2 separate regions of the Homo sapiens genome follow, and region 1 is linked to region 2. A link is a contact called in ENCODE Hi-C or POLR2A ChIA-PET data. All regions are on one chromosome and are shown on one strand. The core of a region is the stretch at or near the end of the contact, and the rest is flanking DNA. Distances in the headings are between cores, read along the strand shown. Region 1 holds the start of NDUFAF3 (NADH:ubiquinone oxidoreductase complex assembly factor 3). Region 2 holds the start of CCDC12 (coiled-coil domain containing 12).

Region 1 (3,210 bases), core at 545-3,044, 2.0 Mb after region 2:
ACGGTTGGGGTGGTTTTTCCCCAGGAAGTAAGAGGGCTATCTTTAGCGAGATGCGGGCTGAGGCAGCCCTGGGGGAGTCACTACCATTGCAGCCCTACCCAGAGGTCCTGGGTCCACCCTCCCTCGCCAATCCTCCCCAGGGTTCCAGAGATGGCCACCAGCCTCGGCTCTCCCACGTCTACACCCATCACCTCCAGCCTGAGGGCGCAACTGAGAGGAACTGAGACCCAAGCAGCTCAGTAAAGTATGTCTGGGGGTCAGGGGCACCCCATCTGGGCCAGGGCGCTGCTCAGGCAGGAGAGCAGGGGACGAAATCCAAGCGCAGCTGGAATGCTCTGGAGACAACAGCTGCTTTTGGGATTCCGTTGCCCGCTGTCCAGCCGTTGGCGGGGGGCGGGGGAGCTCCTGCCCCCAGGTCACTCGCCCTGGGGCCACATCAGAACCCGCCCATCCCCAGTCCCAGGAGGAAGACCCGGGAGTAGGTTGTGAAACGGAGTCTAGAGGGAACAAGACGCTCACCTGGGCCACAGAACAATAGAAGGGGAGGTGGGGGCCTCCCCTGGGACCGGGTCCCGATCCGGATTAGATCCGTGGGGCAGGATTAGCCCTGTTGGTCCCACGAAGCCTGGGCCACTGGTGCGGTGACGGTGGTGGGGCGGGCTTCGGAATCCGTCAGGAGGGAAGCGCGCCCGTGGGGCCGGAGAGGAAGTAAACCCGCGCGTCCACCTCGGGGACACCCCCGCGCTCGGTGGCCTTTGTCCGGTGACGCTGCCAGCGCCCGGAGCACCAGGGGCCGAAGGGGTCCACAGAGCAGCCGCGGGACCCCCGGAAACCCATTGCGACCGGCCCCAGGAGACCCACCACCAGGCTCCCACTGTGCCGAGCTTCCCGCTCGCCCGGCCCCGCGGGTAGCGAAAGCGACAATGTTCCCCTGAGGCCACGACAGAGCCGGCGTGCCGAGATGCCCAAACCCCGCGCGGGGGCCAGCGACTCTCGCGCCAGTAGGCCCTTGACTTGGATCAAGACGGGGGACGGGGGACTCCCAGGACGCGAGCAGAGTGAACGAGGACAAGGTGATGCTCCACGCGCTTCTACTTCAAGTCTGGTCCGGTTCGGCCTGGTCTGGGCCAGCCGAACAGCCACCCAAACACTATCACAGCTTGCCCTTCCGCTTGCTCTGGCTGCCTGCAGACTTGGAGCCATTTTAAGGAGAAACCACCTGGCCACGCCCCCTAGAGAACCCGAGAAGCCAATCCACGCTCGGCCACGCCCCTCTCCGCGCGCTGCGGAGAGGCCAACGGTCGCGCGGGTGACGGTTAGGGCGGGGCGTGCTTCCGCGTCTAGCCGGAGAAACTTGAGCCGGCTGCCCCGCCCACGGTGCCCGAAGCCCCAAAGGCTGGAATTAGGGGCTAGAAGTCTGGCACCCACCGCCTGGCCAGGTGTTCGGGACGCGACCAGGTGGGCGGTCGCCCCGCCCCGGGAGCGCGGCTTAATAGCTGAGAGCCCGGGGGCCAGGCCGCGGCTGCGGCCCAGGCAACGCCCTGAGGGTGGCCACGCTGCCAGGTGTTCCACTCCCCCGGGACTATGGGCAAGGGCCCGGGGCGGGGAGGGCGGCAGGTGCTGACACTGGAGCTGCGCCGGAGGTCGGGGAACTCGGCCTCCTAAGACTGAGGACACTCGCCTGCTGGGCCGGTCGAGCTGTGCGGTGCCCTCCGGGACGCAGGGGGCGCTGCAGCCACGCTGGGTCAGGCTCCGCAGGGCCCTCCCAACCCGGGGACTAACGGCGCCGGTGACGACTTCGCCGCGCGTTGGTCAGCCATGGCCACCGCTCTCGCGCTACGTAGCTTGTACCGAGCGCGACCCTCGCTGCGCTGTCCGCCCGTTGAGCTTCCCTGGTGAGCTTGGACCCCGCGCCCTCGACCATCCAGCCCCCTAGGGCCGGCGACTGCCAGCCCAGCACCTTCCGGCCTCTCGGGCTGCCCGGCCCGGCCCCGCGCCCCTGACCCTTTCCCTCCGCAGGGCCCCGCGGCGAGGGCATCGGCTCTCGCCGGCGGATGACGAGCTGTATCAGCGGACGCGCATCTCTCTGCTGCAACGCGAGGCCGCTCAGGCAATGTACATCGACAGCTACAACAGCCGCGGCTTCATGATAAACGGAAACCGCGTGCTCGGCCCCTGCGCTCTGCTCCCGCACTCGGTGGTGCAGTGGAACGTGAGTCCTGGCCCGCAGTGTGGAAACTGAGGCCCAGAGTCACAGGCCCTCACCCTGCTTGGTCCCTGCAAACTTGGCTTTCCTCTGTCTCCTCCTGCAGTGGATGGAGATGGGGAGAGGCTGCGTGGATTTGTCGTATTAAATGTGCCTCCTCCCTGCACAGGTGGGATCCCACCAGGACATCACCGAAGACAGCTTTTCCCTCTTCTGGTTGCTGGAGCCCCGGATAGGTACTGGGGAAGGGGAGGGAGAACAGAGGTGTTCTGGGCCCCAGAAGGCGACCCCCACTGCAGCCTCTCAACAGAACTGTAGACTAGCCACACCCACCCTTCCCTAGAGATCGTGGTGGTGGGGACTGGAGACCGGACCGAGAGGCTGCAGTCCCAGGTGCTTCAAGCCATGAGGCAGCGGGGCATTGCTGTGGAAGTGCAGGACACGGTGAGTCCCGGGACTGGGGCATGCTGCGGGGAGCACAGGCCTGGCGCTAGACAGGCTGATGCTGGCCTTTTCTTTGCAGCCCAATGCCTGTGCCACCTTCAACTTCCTGTGTCATGAAGGCCGAGTAACTGGAGCTGCTCTCATCCCTCCACCAGGAGGGACTTCACTTACATCTTTGGGCCAAGCTGCTCAATGAACCGCCAGGAACTGACCTGCTGACTGCACTCTGCCAGGCTTCCCAATGCTTTCACTCTTATCTACCCTTTGGCACTTATCTTGCTTATCAACATAATAATTTATACACTTCTCCCATTTTGTATCAGGTGTGTTGCTGGCCAGGAGCTGATGGCTCACTGGGCTCTTGGAGGGGAATGTGAAGAAACCAAGGAGTCACTTTTTCATCTAGATTACTTAGGATTCCTTGACTTTTCAGAAGTCGGGAAGCAGTATGTTTGCCTGTTGTAGACCTACTTGCTCACATGCAGATTTGAGAGGACCTCAACGGCTTTTCTCACAAAATCGCTGATTGTTTTTCTTTTTTTGAGATGGAGTCTCGCTGT
Region 2 (3,647 bases), core at 29-2,528:
TGTGCCCGGCCCTCGTTCCCAATTTCTAAGGCCCACCCTTAGTTAGAAATAAATCTTTTCTTTTTTTTTTTTTTTTTTTTTTGAGACGGAGTCTCGCTCTGTCGCCCAGGCTGGAGTGCAGTGGCAGGATCTCGGCTCACTGCAAGCTCCGCCTCCTGGGTTGACGCCATTCTCCTGCCTCAGCTTCCCAAGTAGCTGGGACCACAGGCACCCGCCACCACGCCCGGCTAATTTTTTTGTATTTTTAGTAGAGACAGAGTTTCACCGTGTTAGCCAGGATGGTCTCGATCTCCTAACCTCGTGATCCGCCCACCTCGGCCTCCCAAAGTACTGGGCGCGTGAGCCACCGCGCCCGGCTAAATCTTTTATTTTCGATTTTTTTTTTTTTTTTTTTTTTGAGACGGAGTCTCGCTCTGTTGCCCAGGCTGGAGTACAGTGGCGAGATCTCGGCTCACTACAACCTCTGCCTCCCAGGCTCAAGCGGTTCTCCTGCCATAGCCTCCCGAGAAGCTGGGATTACAGGCGCGCACCACCACGCCCGGCTAATTTTTGTATTTTTAGTAGAGGCGGGGTTTCACCATGTTACCCAGCCTGGTCTCGAACTACTAACCTCAAGTGATCCGCCTGCCTCGGCCTCCCAAAGCACTGGGATTACAGGCGTGAGCCACCGTGCCCGGCCTCTTTTTGATTTTTGCACGAAACGACTCCGGCTGTATACCCACTGCTGTCACTTGCTGCCCTGTCCAAGGAGTGCTGCCGGACTGGGGAGTCTGTCTGACTCAGAATCGAAGGCGGGGGTTAAAGACCAGCTAGGCCATAGAGGAACGGAACAAATCACGCCTAACCCAACAAGCATCTGAACCTACAGGCAGCCCTAGATACCTACACGAGCAACACCCGGGAAGCAGGAGTCAGATGGACTGCGGGTCGCTGACCACTGCCTTGCCCACCCCCGCGCATGCGCGACGACCGCACCAGCGCCAGAGGAGTCCCACGCCAAGCAGCCCCAGACATCGTGGGAGGGCGCCGTCTTCTCGCGCATGCGTTAGCGCCCGCGCATGCGCGCCCTCGGCAGCTGTCTTTCCTTATTAGCCCTTTGCTCTCCTCAAGCGCGACCCGGACCCCGAACGCTGGACGCCTCAACTGCGACCCTCACTCCACACTTCTCACCTTGCGCCCGGTTTTCTCCCGTAGGGCCTTCAGCCGTTCCTTTCGCCGCAACGCCTCTTCCTCTAGCCGGCCCACACCAGCCGTAGTTGCCTCCATCTTGCCCGCGTACGCCCCTCCTTTTCTCCCGTCTTGCATCGCGCAGGCCTAAGGAGAGTGGATAAATGTCTCGCGGCCAATCCAAGGACGAGAATGAGAGACTGGGAGGTCCTGAAAGCCAATCAATGCGGGGTTATTATGGGCGAGCCCTCCCCGCCTTGCCCCGCCCCGCCCCGCCCCGCCCTTATTCTTCCGGACAACTTGCCTAGTGGGTGGGGAGCCAGCAAAAAAAAAAAAGAAAAAAAAAAAAGCTAAGGCTCGATTTATCCAACGCTGATCAGTGAAAGAGCAGCAAGTGGAATTCAGACCTGAGAGAAGGAGAAAAGAGTGCGTCGATCGCTCCGGTTTTGCCCAAGTACTAACCACACTAATCACTCCATGCTGGCCTCTTGGAATGCCCTGACTCATCCTTGTCCACTTGACCTGACAAGGCTCGAATGCCTTCAAGAAACCTTCCCTGGGCCGGGCGCGGTGGCTCACGCCTGTAATCCCAGCACTTTGGGAGGCCGAGGAGGGCGGACCACGAGGTCAGGAGATGGAGACCATCCTGGCCAACATGGTGAAACTCCATCTCTACTAAAAATACAAAAATTAACTGGGCGTGGTGGCGCGTGCCTGTAATCCCAGCTACTCGGGAGGCTGAGGCAGGAGAATCGCTTGAACCAGAGAGGCGGAGGTTGCAGTGAGCCGAGATCGTGCCACTGCACTCCAGCCTGGCAGCAGAGCAAGACTCCGTCTCAAAAAAAAAAAAAAAAAAAAAAAAGCCTTCCCTGATCCTCCACTTCGATCCCACCCTAATACAAGGTATGACTTACACCTCTGCAGCTGTCAGTGGCTCCCCGGACTCACCTGACAAGCGCCCCTAAGCCCCTCTGTGACCACTCTCAGCTCAGACAAAGCCTGCACAGTGAGGGGGACCTGACTGTATGGCTGTTTCCCTCTGGACTCAAAGATGATCCCCTCTCATTCCCATCCCCTCCTGGAGCAGCAAAGTCCTCAGGGTCAAGTTACCTTTCCCGGGGAAGAGCAAACCCCAACCTGGGTCCAGTGGGCCTCAAGTACTGCCCCCAATCCCCAGCTTAGAAAGACTTGGGGTGGCCTCGACTGCAAGTCGCCACAAGATTCATGGCTACCCAGCAGAAGCTGCCAGAGTCTTCTTTCCTGCATGAACTAGAGTGTCCTGATAACCGCGAGACCACTTAGGCTGAAGTCAAGATATTCTTTCAGTATGTGGGGGTCCCCAAAGCCACACCCCCTCTCACTTGGGAATAGGAGACCATGCCGCCCCCTCTCCACCTCCACTGCCAGGGGACAACTAGCCTCTTAGGCTGTTCCCTCCCTGAGTCTTCCCTTCCCAAGCTGGCTACAGGTGGACATCCACTCTTCCCCTTCCAACTCCCTTCAGAGGCCCATGGGCCACAGACTGCAGATCTAGCCCTCCCTTCACTAACCCTCTTGTCCTCACTAACCTGGGTCTGTCTAAGCCTTCTTCCCTGTAGTGGATGGGTTGCTCTGCCAAGGCCTGGCATGCAGTTTGGAGGTGCTCAGGAAACCTCAGCTCAGAGCTATGATGGATGAAGCAGGACAAAAGGCCAGAGGTGAACCAAGAAGCTGGGAGAACAAAACAGGACAGGGTCTCTGTTGTCTTGGCCAACCAAGGTCTAGGAGTCTCCAGACTGGTCAACTCCTGGAACGAGTAGCACCCCTCTGGGCCCAGAAAACTTCTCCCCAGCCCCAACAAAGAGCCTGATCCCTGCCCAACACCAGGGGTTGGGTCCCTGCCACCATCACCCCGTGCCCCTTTCCCCGTGTCCAGACTGTGAGGTAAGGGGATGGGGAAGGGGGCACGGGGTGATGGTGGCAGGGACCCAAAAAAGAGTCAGTCAAGCCTGGGTCCCTGCCCCTGCTGCCCAAGTGGTCCTCATTTGGTCAACTTGGGCCTCAGTTTCTCCATCTGTAAAACAGAGCCGGCCGGGTGCGGTGGCTCATGCCTATAATCCCAGCACTTTGGGAGGTCGAGGCGGGTGGATCATGAAGTCAGGAAATCCAGACCATCCTGGCTAACACGGTGGAACCCCGTCTCTACTAAAAATACAAAAAATTAGCTGGGCCTGGTGACACGCGCCTGTAGTCCCAGCTACTCAGGAGGCTGAGGCAGGAGAATCACTTGAACCCAGGAGGCGGAGATTGCAGTGAGCCGAGATCGAGTCACTGCACTCCAGCCTGGGCGACAGAGTGAGACTCTGTCTCAAAAACAAACAAAAAACAGAGCCATGAGGCACCCACCTGTTGAGGTTAAAGAAACAACATATGTGAAGCAAGTTCTGGGCCCTGGAGTTGGGGAATGGGGGGAGCCCCTCCACTGGAGCGTTTGGGAAGGC

What was found. Hi-C counts contacts between places; a loop is a spot of excess contacts on that map. ChIA-PET counts read pairs that join two places held with the same protein, here RNA polymerase II (POLR2A). Pooled maps may share reads with other maps.
Region 1: a pooled map shows a loop between it and region 2 (7-fold over the local background). The contact joins the promoter of NDUFAF3 here to the promoter of CCDC12 in region 2. A Hi-C loop is called at or near these places in 1 of 168 maps with a recorded cell type or tissue (CD8-positive, alpha-beta T cell) and 6 of 50 pooled maps. POLR2A ChIA-PET finds 5 or more read pairs at or near these places in 1 of 52 experiments (CD8-positive, alpha-beta memory T cell).

What each region holds. Positions count from the first base shown.
Region 1 is chr3:49,020,327-49,023,536 of GRCh38, forward strand. It overlaps NDUFAF3 (NADH:ubiquinone oxidoreductase complex assembly factor 3), which reads left to right and starts at 1,795. Exons shown (of 5, transcript NM_199069.2): 1 at 1,795-1,895; 2 at 2,020-2,212; 3 at 2,376-2,442; 4 at 2,550-2,650; 5 at 2,730-3,169. The coding sequence starts at 1,819. The coding sequence ends at 2,846. It overlaps MIR191 (microRNA 191), which reads right to left and starts at 383; the gene lies at 292-383. It also overlaps a transcript of DALRD3 not described here. RefSeq lists an enhancer at 882-1,651 and silencers at 1,167-1,369, 1,406-1,595, 1,816-1,915, 1,956-2,075, 2,136-2,185.
Region 2 is chr3:46,975,467-46,979,113 of GRCh38, forward strand. CCDC12 (coiled-coil domain containing 12) reads right to left here and starts at 1,279. Exons shown (of 7, transcript NM_001277074.2): 1 at 1,171-1,279. The coding sequence starts at 1,266. RefSeq lists enhancers at 1-465, 466-1,167, 992-1,301, 1,871-2,571 and a silencer at 1,392-1,531.